Regions from separate parts of the Mus musculus genome. Here region 2 is linked to region 1. Evidence: chromatin loops called from intact Hi-C (ENCODE). Cell type or tissue: heart. All regions are shown on one strand.

Region 1 (8,000 bases):
GCAAGCAGATCTGGAACAAAACACTCATGCCTGGTGTATTCAAATCTGAAACAGTTGGGCATGGACTGTTCCTTTCTATAACTGTGGGGCAGAGTCTACAGGCTTACATGCAGTTCCAGCAGAACTTCTCTGCCAGTGATTTGGAGGCAAATTTGGAGGCCAAGTATGCACATTTTAGCACCCCATAAACTTTGGAATTCCTACTATGAATTTGCCAGGTGAAGTGTGAGGATGTTAGCTCAACCTAAAGTTAGGGTAGTGGCTGGATTACTTCCTTCTCCGAAAGATTTTCATATTGCGTAGTAGTAGTAGTAGTAGTAGTAGTAGTAGTAGTAGTAGTAGTAGTTGTTGTTGTTGTTGTTGTTGTTGTTGTACTAGCAGCAGCAGCAGCAGCAACAGCAGCAGCAGCACTTTGGTGCCAGATAGGACCTTAGACCTTGAACATGGGGGGCACCCACTCAACTGAGCTCTATTTGTAACCCTGTATTGCTGTATTTGTCTTAGCTGTGTAATTGTCTTCTTTAGTGTTGTGCTGGATATTAAATCAAGGGCTTTAGAGATAATGAATTACCTCTGTGATGGTTTGTATATCCTTGGACCAGGGAGTGGCACCATCTGAAGGTGTGGCCTTGTTGAAATAGGTGTGACCTGGTTGGAATGGGTGTGTCACTGTGGGTGTGGGTATAATATCCTCACCCTAGTTGCCTGGAAGCCAGTCTTCCACTGGCAGCCTTTGGATGAAGACATAGAACTCTCAGCTCCTCCTGGACCATGCCTGCCTGTTGCTCCCACCTTGATGATAATGGACTGAACCTCTGCACCTGTAAGCCAGCCCCAATTAAATGTTGGTTTTTTTTTTTTTTATAAGACTTGCCTTGGTCATGGAGTCTGTTCACAGCAGTAAAACCCTAACTAAGATACCCCCTCCTCCCCCACATACTCATACACCCTTACCAACCCCAGTTTGTCTTTTCTTAGAAACATGGGTCTTGCTGTACATGGTGTGTCCATTTCAGGGGTGAGGTTTAACTGGAATCTGAAACAAGGAGGTCTGAATGACTTTTCCTGCTACAGAAATAGGCATGAGGGCACTAGCTACAGGTCTAGTACGTTTGGGATGTGATCTAAAGGTGTAAAAAGTAATGATTCCTTCAAATATGGTGGCCACTCTGGAGGATGCAGTAGAAGGATCACAAGTTTGAGGCTAGCACAGATATACAGTAAGTTCAAGTCTAGCATTTAAATAGTAAGATTGCATCTGACCAGAATAAAACTAGCTCTTTGGTTGGAGGAGAACTTCTGCCTTGGCAATTAGGAGATGTAACCTGTTAAGTATATTTTGTTCATCGCCTCCATTTCTTTGGAGACTCACCATGAGTACCTCTATGTTAATTAATATCTATAGAAAGATGCTTATATGTGACTATACCATGATAAGCCAATGCCAGTTTGACTATTGTATGTAAAAAACAAACAAACAAACAAACAAAAAACCCACTAACTTTATCTTAAAAGAAAAAAAGACACACCCCTCATTTGTCAGAAGCAGCAACTTTATTAGAAAACACTTCTCTGGGCCAGAGGAGGCAACCAAGCTACTGTGTCTCCCTAAAGTTTTTCCCCATCACTAGCGCCTTAAAACCTGTTCCATTAAAATTAAAACCTATCAGCACCACAAGTCTTCAAACATCCTTAATAAGATTTCTTATATAAGTGTAAATTTGAACCAATTTTTCTTCTATCTTCAGACAGATTTTTCTCCATTCCAAATAGTGAGAAAGCACTGTGGCCAAAGGTCTAGGACTTAGCTTTGATTTCCGATTTGCATCATAATAGAGTTCAGTATACCACTGGCCATCATAAGGCCTAACAAAGCAGTATCTTAATTAGCCTTTGGTGGCCCTCAGGAAGATCTGTAAAGAGGGAAAACCCTCCAGAGACTAGCAACAGTCAACAAGGTCACAGAGAAACTAAGCTGCCAAGATTTCCTCAAAGACTCGCTTGTTCAATTTTAGACCATCTGCTTGGCAGATGCCTCCTAGACATTCTCTAGCATAAACATGAAGTCCACAGAGATTTCGGAAGATACTCACTCATGAGTAAAGAACTCACCTAGAAAAAAAAAGATGAAAGACTTTTTGTGTACCTGGTAATACAAAACTATTTTAGCAAGTTAATACAATGAAAGAAAGCTATCAGGTATCATGAGGATTTTATATTAAATATTACATATTTTCTCAGCCACTGTGAACCTGAAGGTGATGATTCTGTATGATCCTGGGAACACACATTTTAGTATTCAAAGGCATTTGTAACATGTTACCCTGTATGACACGTGCACGTGTGTGTGTGTGCACGCACGTGTGCGCATAAACAAACATACACACAACCCACCACCATCAAAGAACCCAAGCACTACCAAAACTGTCGACTCTGAGCAGACTTAGACAAAATGACTAACATGGGGATTATAAGGACCACTCATATTATTATAAGGATAAAATTAATGTTTCCTGTGTGGACCCTTCATTTAGGAAGCCAGTAATGTAATTGAGAATACCAGGTTGAGATGACACTGTCGGTCTCAAACATTGAAATGATGACCTCTTGACACCAAGCCCGCCTTTCTAGATCCTGTCTACAAACAGCCTTGATGTGAGTCCATACCACTGCTGTCAACAACCCTTTTGTCACAGGTAGACCATGCTTGCCTATTCAGAAGTGCCCATCAGTAAAATCTGAACTATTGAGAAAGGATCTTTAGAGAATAAAGGTAAATTCTTTAAGCAAAGTGGATCATCATAAGTGAGTACAAGATGCCCAGTTCATTCCTATATTAATGAGGGTTCTCTGGAGAAATAAAACCAATGGGATTGGTAGATAGATACAGATATGGATATTATATTAACTAATTTATTAGGTTAGCTTTAAAATAGCAACAATACCAGTATCATGCCTGAGAGCTGAGAACATAATAGCTACTCAGTACTTGAGGCTGGGTGCCTCAGCAATTGGGGGAGCCCCTCAACAGCCCAAACATTAATGGGCAACCATTGGTTTCTAGTCCACAGTGAAAGCCTGGTTTTAATATCTGCAAAGGTTTCATCACCATCTTCACCATCATCACCATCACCATCACCATCACCTTGACTAGCACAGCTAATCAACTCAGCAGCAAGAGAGAAGACTAAAGAGCAAAAGAGGAAATGATCTCCTGCAACACCCAGTTTAATTGGACTGCTATCAGAAGATAACACACACAACTAGGGTGGTTCTTTCCACATCCATGGGAGCAATCCAGTCATTTCTTCAGGTGAGGCTTCACTCTCTACTTAGTAGTACACTGACATTACAACCAAACATCATAGCTCCCACTTACCCAGCCTATCTTTTTAGTCCACATTCCCATGTCTGGATTCAAGCCATACACAAGCAAAGCTCTTCCAACCTGTGTGCTGTTATTGCTCACACTAAATTTCAGCCTAGGATATCTTCCTGGATACCTTCTGAAAACATGAGGTGCTCACACACCAACTCCACATTCCTGCTCCACTACAAGACCCTCCTGGCTAATCCTGCTCACTGTCACGTCATTTCTCCAGGTATTTTTCTTAAGACTTGCTTTAGTACTTTGCTTAGTTTGTGCAGAAGCGCAAAAGAGATTCTTTTTTAAGCAAATGGTTGGTCTTATACTGTCAGGATTTTTCTCTTTTCTTTTCTTTTTTTAAATTCTAATTTCGTGGGTTAAATATTTTGTTATATATAGTTTATTTGTGTGATACAGCTGATTTAGAACCCCTAGGTAGGGACAGGGAGGCTTCATCAAAACTTGTAATAACTGAAAAATTTAAATTTAGAATACATGAAGGTCCCTCAAATGAGAACGTTCCCTGATAATGCTGTAGTGCAATCTGAATACTAATCATCCATGCAAAAATGGAAATGGTCCTTTACTCTCCAGGGTCTGCAGGTTAGAAAAGAACAAGCAAGAGCTAGCGATGGAGCTTAGTGGTACAGCACTTATCTAACACACATTCTCTCTCTCTCTCTCTCTCTCTCTCTCTCTTTCTCTTTCTCTCTCTCTCTCTAACACACACACATACACACACACACACACACGAAAGCAAAAAATGGTAGTTATATTTCTGTTCAGGCAGAGGTTTAACAAGCTAAGGCAATCATTAAAGGGAGCCAAATTCAAAAGTGGGCTTGAAGCAGGAAAGGAAAGGAAGTCTCTCAGGAGGTGGGATAAATACTGTAGTATGTAGAAGTGAATAGTAAATCCCATTCTCGGGAGAGAGAAAGTAAAGATGGAAATCTCTGGGGATCAGTAACAAAAGGGACAGGATCACAGTGACTTTGTCTCCGGGCTGGGGCTACCATGACAGCCAGGCAGAGGAAAGGTCAGGAAAGGTCAGTGCCCTTCTGCATGTGGGGTTGGTTTGTTTGTTTTTCTCTTCCATTAACTTCCCCCATGTCCTGAGGGCTCTTTGTAAGGTGATTTATTTTGCAGCTGGAAGTCCACTCTCTGGATGCTTCTTCCTTGCCTAAGAACAATGAGGATGTGGAGGAAGAACACTGGAACAGTGTCCAAACATAACAGACACTGACTCTATCTGCCCAAACTCCACTACAGTCCTTCCTAGGACACATCTGACAATCCATACACTGTCGCACCTGCCTTCAATAGGCAAGGAGCCTAATCTTGCTGACGTACAGGCGCAGACATCCTCGACTGACAATTTTCTCTCCTAGGGATGAGGTAATGGAATTCCCGACTACAATCTAAAATTAGTCCATATTGAACACTCCAATTGGGAGCTTTCAAGTCTGAAGCAATATGAGTTTTGAAGGCAATACCCTATTGGTTTCTTTGTTCTTGGTAGATTGCTCACTTTTGCCTTAGGGGAAGTGCACGGGAGGGTTTTGTGTGGTGCTCTGAATGGTGAATGAGGGTCCATGGCAAGAAGACTTGTAGGTTTCCTCAAGTTACGATCGAGAGAAGCTGAACGGTACAGCCACTGAGATCGGAAGTCCAGATTTGTGTCAACATGGGCTCCTCAGACCAGTGGTGTCCATTTGAAGTCAACGCTACCAGAGATGATTGTACAGGTTTGTTCTAAAGAGAAGTGCCAATGGGGAAGCGGTATATGAGCAGGTAATGTCATATCAAATTCATTCTTGGTAAGTCACCTAAAAGCATTGCTTCTAAACAAGAAAAGATTGTCACGGAGACTTCTGTCCCAGTTCTACCCACAGAAACAGACCTCTCTTACATTGCAGGTCAACTCCCATCCATGCTGTCTTGCTTATTACCGTCAAAGCTAAGCAGGCCACTATATAGTTCATGCATTATGACAGGGAGAAGGTCATCTCTATTAGAAAGACAAAGCTAATTAGTGGCTTTTGTTTTTCCCTATGAGAAAAAGGTTATTTGCTGAGAGAATAAGTAAAGGTTTTATGTAGAAATGAAAAAACAAACAAACAAAAAAAGGTTTCCTGATGGGGGCTCAAAAAAGTATGTTTTCCTGGGGTTCCAGGTCTACACTGTTCAAAGAATTACAAATAACCCTGTTGCCTCCAAGAGAAGACTGCCATTTTCTGCTGACTTTCTGCCAGGAAGACAAGCTTCTTACTAACCTGACTTTTCAGTGGAGGTCAATGTTTCTGTTGTCCAATCATCCTGGATTTCGTCTTGTTCATCAGGGGACAAAACTACATCAATGCCATAAGATTTGATCTAAAATATATATGTCCCCTCCCCTGGGATGTCTGTCCATGTAGAGAAGCATCTTGTGCACCAACACTGGGTGTAACTAAGAACAGCCACAATAACCTGAAGGTGACATCAGAGAGCAGAGAGGACTGGGAATCGGGAGAATTTGGGTAATTGCTGCCTCTCTGTCTATGAACATGGAGCATTTCCCGTTTGAGTCTATTTATCAACTTTAACATTGAACTTTGGTCAGAAAGACACGATGAACTCCCTCTAGTCTTAACCTTTTTTTGTTTCTGTTTTTTTGAGACACAGTTTCTCTCTATAGCATTGGCTGTCATGGAACTTACTTTATAGACCAGGCTGTCCTTGATCTCACAGAGATCCACTCTACCTATTGAGTGCTGGAATTAAAAGGTGTGTGCCAACATGCCTGACTCAAGTCTTTCTGTGATCCCAAAAGAAATACATACTGACACTGTGGCGCCCATTTTCTCAGGTCCAAATGCCTTCCTAATAAGGTGAGAAACAAACTTTGATGGTTTCTATCTGCTTAGCTCAGGGAGTGGTACTATTATGAGGTATAGCCTTGTTGAGTAGGTGTGTCATAGTGGGAATGGGCTTTAAGACCCTCTTCCTAGTGGCCTGGAAGCCAATCTTCTAGAAGCTTTAAGATGTAGAACTCTCAGCTCTGTCTGTACCATGCCTGCCTGGACACAGCCATGATCCTGCCTTGCTGGTAATGGAATGAACTATAAGCCAGTCCCAATTAAATGTTGTCCTCATTAGAGTTGCCTTGGCCAAGGCATCTGTTCATACCAGTAAAACCCTAACTAAGACACAAACACGTCAAAGGACTTCTGAAGTATCACAGAAAGATATATACATGTGCTAATCAAAGAAGAACATGTGAAATAGATATTTTCAATGTCCAACATTCAGGCTGTCTTTAACTCCTTATATACAACCATTCTGCAAAGACTTACATAAGATGCATAAAGGGAGGTCCAGACTTGCAGCTTCCTCTACATGGCTAAGGAGACATGACTGAGAGTAGGGTTCAGGAGGTCTCTTGGCAGAAAAGGAGTTTCATACTATGAGAAAGTTTTCTGCTGGGAATGGCAAAACCCTATGCTCATAAATTTCCTGAATTCTCTTGGAGTGAATCAGAGCTGCATATGAGATATGCATGTAAATTTTCCCTCACTTAAGAGGAAGTAAAATAGCCAAAATATGGATCACAAAGTAGCATGAATTTTTTTCATCTAGAAAATCTAAAGGCACAATTAACATTCATTGGGAAAATGTTTATTGTGTACATAGTGAAAGGAAGGTGACAGTGATGCAGTTGGGGACACAATACGGGAAGTAGACAAGGTGACACAGCACAGCTGGACTCCTCAGGAAGATGCACCTCGGAAGAAAAGGCCAAGTCCTTGACTGCTAGAATCTAGGCAGACCATCAGAAATGCCACAGTACACAATTCTTAATACCGCATTGTCATAGGATTGGGTATCAGGGGTGTGAAGAACAAACTGAATTCAATGGTGATGTGGAGAGGTAATAAGCTGAGTTCATCTTCTTTATGGAAGACGTATCCTTCCGGTCTGTTGTCCCCAAGAGAAAGTTCAAGGGAAGCAAAGCACGAAGCAGAGCCTCTTTCCCCAAACACTTTTCTCATTTCACAAGGAAACAGATGAACTTCACTAATGGGGGAGGACTGGTCCAGCATACACCGATGCATTCAGTCCGAGAGGAGCTTCTCCTTTCAGATTGCCCTGAGATAGGGAGAATCTGAAGCTGATGCTCATCCTGACCATGAAGCCACTGTACTGTCTATGTCCAAACTAAATGCTTAGGAAGTAATCTTCTTAAATATATATTTATATTCTAAAGTAGAACTCTAGACTTCCTGGTCTCATTTCCTGGCCTTAACACAAAAGCACTATTATTTTCTCAAAAGGGAAATTATTGCAGCATCCCTAACCGGACTCTGACAATTCCTGTTTGCCCCCGTCCTCTTCCTTCCCTTGAGAGAACATAGTGGATTCCAGCTGACACTGATGTGCGCAGCTCAGGGGCTGGCAGCATCAGACCTCTGTTTAAACTGCGAGAAGAGCACTTCTGAGCAAGAACAGTTAGCAGCGCTCACCCCCAAGATCTGCTCCCATCAACAACACAGCTGCGGGGCAGGTTTATTTCATTTTAAAACAGGAGTCAAAAGCGTCAGATTGGTAATTGGGCATTTAATTGGGGAGGTGAAAGTACTTGCTAGATTTAACA
Region 2 (8,000 bases), 70 kb before region 1:
AGCAAAGAAGGAGAGGGTCCTGGCGACCCAGGCGTCTGAAAACTCCATGCACTGCAGTATGTGGCATGTGTAGCTTGCCTCATTGCTTTATGAGGAACAAGCATGTTTTTTATTTTATTTTTAATGTTTAGCTTTTAACCCTCGAGAAAACAAAATTTCCACAGTCTAAGTGCAGTATTACCTTGAGCAACACATAACCCAAAGGCCTGGAAGAGACTCTGTTCAATCTGACAGCACTGTAAAGGCCTGTCATTGTGCTGCCTGTATCAGACCAGGCAAGTTGAAACTGACGAGTATGCAATCTATCAAGAAGTACATGTTAAACGGCACGAAAGAAACTAAAAAACACAACAATACCGAAACCTCCAAAACCCAGATACCAAGAAACTAAAGGTTCATTCCCAAGGATCTTGTGAGAGAGCCTCTAAAATTAGGCTTAGCTTTGTCAAAAGAGCAAAAAACAAAGTAGCATCTTGACACGTTATAATTTATATACTTTTATCTAGACAAATTACTTCTTTTTATTTGACTTTATGCATTATTATGTTGTTTTGTGTATGTGTCTTTATATGGTGTACATATGTGTGCTGGGAAATGTGGGTGGAGGTCAGAGGTCAAATCTGTGGGGTCTAGTGGCCAGGTTTATGCCATAAGCACCTTCATTCACCGAGCCACCTCACTGACCCTAGATATACTATTTGTTGTTAGAAATATAAGTCCTCCCCACCCCCATGTTAGCTATGATATAATGACAACAAGAGAAATATCCATAAATCTATGGAAGTTTTAAATTATATTTTACGGTAGGTCTTTACATTCAAATTTTTGTCCTTCATATGATAATTCCAACTAGTCAGACTGGAAGGAAGGAACAGAAATGTTTATGTGTCAGCCCAGAGAGTAGATTTCTATTTGAGATTCTGATTTGTATTTTGTGAATGCTCTTGATGGTTCATGCAAAAAGATTAACATGAAAAGACAAAATCCAATTCCCCTGATATGCCCATGTGTTTACCACAGTACAGACTTGAGTCTCAAGATAATAAATTTTAATTTTTCTCTTCAAATGAAGAGGACTAGGAGAGTAGGCGAAAGCATTATGTGGCTTTTATTTGTACCCAGGACCATCACCTGATGCCACCATATTGAACTATTTTGTTGCTTAGTTACAGAGAGAAACAAAAAAATACATTTTGCCAATTTATACCTGGCTTATTATTTGGTCTGAATTTCGTATTTGAACTACAAAAACAATTTTTCTTCAAAAGGAACATATGCACACACACAGATATACATACACACACACACACACACACACACACACACACACACACACACACACATACACACACACACACACACACAGACAATGGAAAAAGTAAAAATGAAGCTGACACTATTGCAGCATTCTTTAGCAAGATAGGGAAATATATGCCCACAGCATGCTGCCATTCATTCATATTAACATCTGACCATGAAGAATCAAACCCTTCAATGTCCTTATATTGGGAAAGAAAGAAAGAAAGAAAGAAAGAAAGAAAGAAAGAAAGAAAGAAAGAAAGAAAGAAAGAAAGAAAGAAGGAAAGAAAGAAAGAAAGAGAAACAAACAAACAAACAAAACAGCAAAACCAAAGAAGCAGCCCCGTCTGGACGTCTTGTAATAACTGCTGAACAAACTCCTCCACTTTCTTTAGAGCTTCACCAGGATAGGCAGTTTCTCAACATTTATGCTTCATGGCAAGCTAAGGAGAGAAAGGGAGAGGGATGAAAAAAAAATGAGACCGTATTACTAGGCAGCTCTCTCTACTTTTCCTTCCTGCATTCAGGATTAGAGATCTTATGCCTGGTACCAACCACCACTCCTGTCCACTGTGGTCCTGATAGATGTGTAATACTTACACAAATAGGTCACAGGGCACTGCCCTTTGCCTCTTCCTGTACATTGACTTTGTTGGTACATGTGCCTGATGATGGAGGATGCTGTGTGTTTTCTTTCATTCCTCAGTAGGATAGATGAAAACAAAATGCACAGAGAGAACAAGCGACTCGCCCCTGGGAGAGCTGGGATTCCCGGGTCTCTAGATATATCAAGAAGCAACACTCCTGGGATCTTAATACTTGATGACATCTGATGAAGTGTGAAAACTCAAGAGCATGTAGAGAGACACTCTCAAATAATCTACACCATATCCCTCCTAGACTTTTAATCAGATCCAAAGTTCTTGGCAATTAAATTGTATTCCCTTATAGGGACAAACAATAGACCTTAACTTCCAACTACTAGTGCTTTGCCTCATCCTGGAACATATTAATAACCTATCATTCCAGCAAAGCCCAGGGCAGTCACAACGTCATCTTATTGGTGGCCACAAGAGAGAGGTTAGAACCCTGAGCTCCCACTAGGAAAACAGCATCAACATTTCTTTATGTGACAGAGGATGGCTGGCTATTATCCTAGGTATTGTCTCTAAGGAAAACCTTAGCTTAAAGTCTTGATAACTTTTTGTGTGGTGGAGCCAGTAAAGATCCCCTCAGACCTCCTGCTGGCTAATGCTGCTGGTTAGTCAATGGTCAGATGCAGAGTTTGTTCTGAGTACATCCATTTTGCTATACTGAGTGATAAAGATTTTTTTGGGTTTGGGGTCAAGAACTGTGCTGATGCCTAATAACTCCTGACATTAAAAAGCACTTAGTTATGGGCATAGTGAAGTGAGAGAAGAGAGGTAGGACCCTGCCTCAGACCTAGCCCAGTCTTCAGCCACATTCTTGGCCCCCGTTTTTGTTCTGCCTCCAGTTTTCATATATTATTTAGCAAAGAGGTCCATCAAATAAACACAGAGCTGTTAAGTGTTGTGTGTAATGAATTCCAACCATAAATATTTGATCACAGCTACTGTCTTGGTATTCATTGAGCTATTAACTTTCCACTAAATAGGCTTGCGCCAGGTCACATAGCCACTAATCTTCAGGAATGATTGCACTGCTGCTCAAGCTAGACCCTGAGTTATGGCCACCTGTACTTTGCAGAAATACAATTGAATAGGACGATTAGCTACATAGATCTTATTGTAGTACAAATATTTGTGTCTTCCTCAAAGTCAGGTGCCAAAACCAAACTGCCATGAGATGACATTAGGAGGTGAGCGTGGGAGGTGACTGGATCTGGAGGTGCAGAGACCTCAGAATGAAGGAGAGACTCTTCCCCTTTTCATTATGATAGGATACTCTCAAAGGTCACCATAAGTGAATCAGGAAAAAGACCTTCATGGGGCATGGAATCTAGCATCTTGATCTTGGACTTCTCTGTAAGAAATTAATTCATTGTTTAATCAATTACCAGGTTTTTAAAATTTGTTTGTAGCTTTTAAGTAGCCTGGACAGACTAATAACACCTAGCAAAAAGTGGTAATACCCTGGTTTATAAAAGTATCTGGGAATGAAGGACTTTAGGATAAAGAGCACTAAACAAAATTAGGGAACCAGATTATACAATTTTGCTACTAAAGCCTTGGGTGCTTCAACATCAATGCTTCCCCATTGTTCCCCACTCCTGTAAAACTGTCGGAGAGTAATACAAGTGCTGGAGTTCCTCCCTTAAATATTCCCCCTGGTTTATTTACTGAATAGTTTACAGAAATCCCCTACTAATGCTCTGTAGTCTATTCTACATAATGATAATGAAAAAAAATCATTACAGACACTAGGATGTGCTTTAAGAGAAGAGTCCCTTCCCTTTTAGCCTAAAGGCTCAAACTGAACAACTGCAACAGAACTAACAAGAGGGAGGGAGAGAGAGGACGGGGGGAGGGGGAGAGAGAGAGAGAGAGAGAGAGAGAGAGAGAGAGAGAGAGAGAGAGAGAAAGGGAGGGAGAGGGAGAGGGAGAGGGAGAGGGAGAGGGAGAGGGAGAGGGAGAGGGAGAGGGAGAGGGAGAGGGAGAGGGAGAAAGAGAGAGAATTTATTGTCATCTCTTCTACCCTGGTGCAGAAGAGTCCAGATCAACTCTTTTTGCTGTGAGAAATGTCATTTGAGGATGCTAGTGTGGGTAATGTTCTTGCCTGCTGACTCACCACCCATGGCGGGCTGTCAAAGCCTGGAGCACACTGCAACCTTGAGCTTTCGGGGGCAGGGGAAAGTGAGTGAGGCTGCTTGTGCTGTGCGTTGCTCTTTCCTAATGGCTGGAACTGTGCCAGACCCACAGCTCAGGAAGGAACAATACTTCCTCATGACAGGATAACCAGAACTGGGGTGAGGAGTGTGCTGGGCCAGGAGAGAAGCATTGTCCCCCATCTCTGTTCTAGAGGGGACTGGCACCCATACAGCTAGAGGATGAACAAAAGAGACCTGTTCACGCTTGTACCTGGGTCACTGCAGGGGTCCTGGGAAAAATGACAAATGGTATTTTTTTACAATAATCTAGAAAGACAGGCCACAATTTCCATTGGACCTGGTTGTCCTCAGAGGAACTGTCACCTGGGAAGATTGTTCTTTGCCATGTGCACTGTGTCTTCCTCTTGTAAACACAGCCCACTCTTCATGAGTCAACAGGCCACACATGTCTAGGAGTGTGGGGAATGGGTAGAAGGCCTGGTTCCACCTCTGAATCTTCTCACTAGCAGGCCTGGCTGGGGCTTGGCCAGTGAAATCACATCTTCATGGTAAATCTATGGTCTTATCAACAGTTCTAACCCCTAGAAAAAGCAGCCACACCTTATCTAAAGTGGTTGGCTTGCTCACTACAAATATTTCTTAGGTTAGTGGTTCATGAGCACATAGCCCAGTTTTAGAAAACTGCAAGCCTAGCCCTGACACTGTCTTACACTCCCTTGTACACACTCACCCAGGGACTTTTTCTCCCCTGGGAACATCTTCTGGAGGGGAAACCAATTATAATGCCAAATTCTCTTGCCTAATTGACCTCTACTAAGACCACCCTGCCCTGCACTTACCAAAGCTGGAGACCCCTTTGCAGTTTATGGCCTCATCAATTTCTAGTCTCATAGGCTGTTCTAAGATGTCTCTCTGTTCACATACTATAAACTTCCCACTCGCTTTCCTTTTGAATTTGGATCACACAATATTTATCTGCATTCTTTTTTAAAATTGCTGTTTTTGAAGATTCTCAGTCATCTGTAATAATTCCTCAGTTTCATTACTGATCCCATTATGTCACCAAATAGAGGACAGGTTCAGCAAAAGCTATGTTTATTGAAATAAATCATAAACAGTTTAGATTTATATGCATGTTCCCCTCTGAACTAGAGGAGATAGGTGTGGTTATTAATCAATTGTCTTTGTTTAACTGATAAGAAAACATGGGATTTTGAGAAATTTAGCATTTGTCCTAGCTCACCCAGATGGAAAATGACAGAGCCGGGCTCAAACATAAGAAGTTAACTACTATACCATGTTATTTCCCAACCATTGAGCAAACTTGGCCACAGTGTCAGGGAAATAGTGGCAATGGCCCAGAACTTGGATGTTTGTACAACCCCTGGTGAGAGGGACGCCTATGTGGATGACATCCAGGTATTGTCTACCCCACATTAGGAAGAATAATTTCACAGCTTCCTTGGTAACCTGGTTTGTGGTTTAATCATTAGCCGAAACTATTTTAGCAGAGCTTTATCAGTGCACCACAGTGGGAAGGCAAACGAGACAATTGCCTGGACCACTCGACCTTTGCAAACTTTAGGACAGCTGTAATGTTACTTCCTTTGGCTTTCTCTTTCCCCACTCAATACCACTACTCAGATTACCACTGTCCTTCTCCTATTTAAATACTTTAAGTTGCTTTGTGTATGAGTGCATCAGGGCATGAAATCTCTCATCATTTCCTTGTACCAAAGCCTTGGGGAGCATGCATCTGGGTTTACTTCATCACAGCTCGTAATGCGACGTCCTGATGCCAACTTGTCTGCTGGCAGACTTGTCTTGGACAGACTTGGTTAGTTCTCCTTCAAGGAACTCTACCTGGGTCTCAGAAGCAGCAGTGCACTAAGACCCTGTTGTGATAGAGTCACTGAAGCCATCTGTCAGGAGCCAATCTCCTGGAGTGCTTTCTTATGAGCCCTAGAGAAACATCTTCTGTCCACTAGAACGTATTTTTCTTACTGCTTCTTGGTTGTCCATTCTTGTTTCCTCAGCAGAAGTGGAGTATTCTCTGCAGGCTAATTGAATTATTCTCCCTTAAAAAATCAACTAAAACCTATCTGCAGGTCCAGATCATGAGCGTATCAGGCCGACCTGTCACCAGTAGAAATGGCTCCAAGAAACTTAAATTCAAGTCACCAGCTAGAAACTAACTACTCTTTGATTCTAAGTATAAGCACAGTAATAAATCATCTTTACCAGCTGACCAGTGGACCTCCTCTTTCCTTTGGTTTATGATTGCCTTAGATAGATGCTGACAGTAAATAGTCCTTTTTTCTTCTGAAAGGCAGTTAACAGCAAATGTAAACATGCATGCTAAGTATCCAGTCACACAAGAAGTACCTTCCTCAGAGTTCTGGGACAGGCGATAATCTTGCTGCCACATCTGCTCAATATTAGAGATCCAGAGTGGAGGTTTTGAATCAATATCCAGCCAGGTTCAGAGGGGAAACTAGCCTTGAGACCAGGGCTTGTTTTATATGTCCAGTGAAGAGATAACAACATGTGACATACAGTGACAGATACTTAGAATGAGAAAAAGAGAGTGGAAAAGGACGCCTGAGAAGCTTCAAGTCCAATACAACTGTGGTCAATGACAGGGAAATATTGTGAACACCGATCTTATTTCTCCCCCTTTCTGTGACCTGAGCCTGAACCTTGATATTTAGGACAGAAATTAAAGATTTCTTTCGCTATCTTAAATACCTAAAAGTCAGAAGGTCTGAAAAAGAGATGAGGCCATTAGAAAGAAGATGGTAAGCACAAAATCCAGATACAGGGAAAAAAGCTGCAAGGCTCTAGTAATTAGAAAATGATGCACCAAAAGGAACAACAACCAAGAAAATGCTCCTTGATTTTCTTATCCACCCTGGGAACAGTGTCTTGATATTATGACCTCTGATAATCCAGCATGAAGACCCTGTTCTCTGCTGGCTCACCTTGTGTGCGGTTTCTGCAAACTGCTGGGCACTGTTCTTCATGTCTTCTGTCTTCTCCTCTGCTCGGCCTAACCGTTCCCCACGCTCGTTCAAGGCCTGGCTTGCCTTCTGTACTGCACTGGTCACACTATCAGCTGCTGAATGGAGGATGCTGTTTCCTGGAAAGATTGCAAGAGTGTCAGGAGCTAGATTGGATCCCCACAAAGACAGATAGATTGATACCCACACGATGGAAAGGCCCAAGGTGGATGGTAGCTGAAAATAAGTTTCCATTCTTTTGGGTGACTCATTCACTTATAAGTCACCCAAAGATCTGCCACAAGACCAGAGCAAATCCTGCCAGCTTCTCTCCACTCCATCACCATTTATTCTACTTGAGGAGGCTCCAAAAGATGGAGCCCAGTGGAATTTAAGACTAACTTGCATAGGTAAATGGGAACAAGTTCACAAAATTGGGAAAGTCCATTAAGATCTATTTGCATCTTATGTACATTTTTATTATTTTATTACATTTATTTATCTTTTCTCTCGTGTGTGTGCGTGTGTGTGTGTGCGTGTGTGTGTGTGTGTGTGTGTGTGTGTGTGAGAGAGAGAGAGAGAGAGAGAGAGAGAGTCAGAGGACAACATCTGGAAGTTGGTCCCATCCTTCTATCACATGAGCCACTAACCACTTAGTTAACTGGTGGCACATACCTTACCTGGAGCCACCACACTAATTTATTTTTGATGACAAGTGTCTCACTCAAGTCTAGGTGAGCCTGGGATTCCATCTTTCGGCCTCTACCCTGCAAGTGGGAATTCCAGGCATGAATTCCATGCTCTATAAAGCCTGTGATTCCCCCCAACCCCTTGGGCTGGGGAACTGAACCCAGGGCCTTGTAAATGCTAGACAAATCCTCTACCACTGGCTT

The links. A loop is a pair of places that touch in the nucleus more often than their neighbours do. Peaks named below come from ENCODE experiments on the same cell type or tissue, not always from the same donor. Only the 100,000 strongest peaks of a DNase experiment are listed, where the experiment ranks them.
Region 2: it touches region 1 in a loop (7-fold over the local background); 6 of 42 quality-filtered maps call a loop at or near these places.

What each region holds. Positions count from the first base shown.
Region 1 is chr12:44,924,138-44,932,137 of GRCm38, forward strand. All of the region lies in intron 2 of Stxbp6 (syntaxin binding protein 6 (amisyn)), which reads right to left. It overlaps Gm33548 (a long non-coding RNA gene), which reads left to right and starts at 2,425. Exons shown (of 3, transcript XR_381565.4): 1 at 2,425-4,762. It also overlaps the pseudogene Gm15901. In heart, no CTCF peak of the experiment used is centred here; DNase peaks (open chromatin) are centred at 4,564 and 7,784; H3K27ac peaks cover 658 bases.
Region 2 is chr12:44,854,136-44,862,135 of GRCm38, forward strand. It overlaps Stxbp6 (syntaxin binding protein 6 (amisyn)), which reads right to left. Exons shown (of 6, transcript NM_144552.3): 5 at 7,090-7,247; 6 at 1-1,742. The coding sequence ends at 1,719. Among named protein-coding and RNA genes, the nearest start is that of Gm33548, 68 kb to the right of the region's middle. In heart, no CTCF peak of the experiment used is centred here; DNase peaks (open chromatin) are centred at 4,186 and 5,476; H3K27ac peaks cover 753 bases.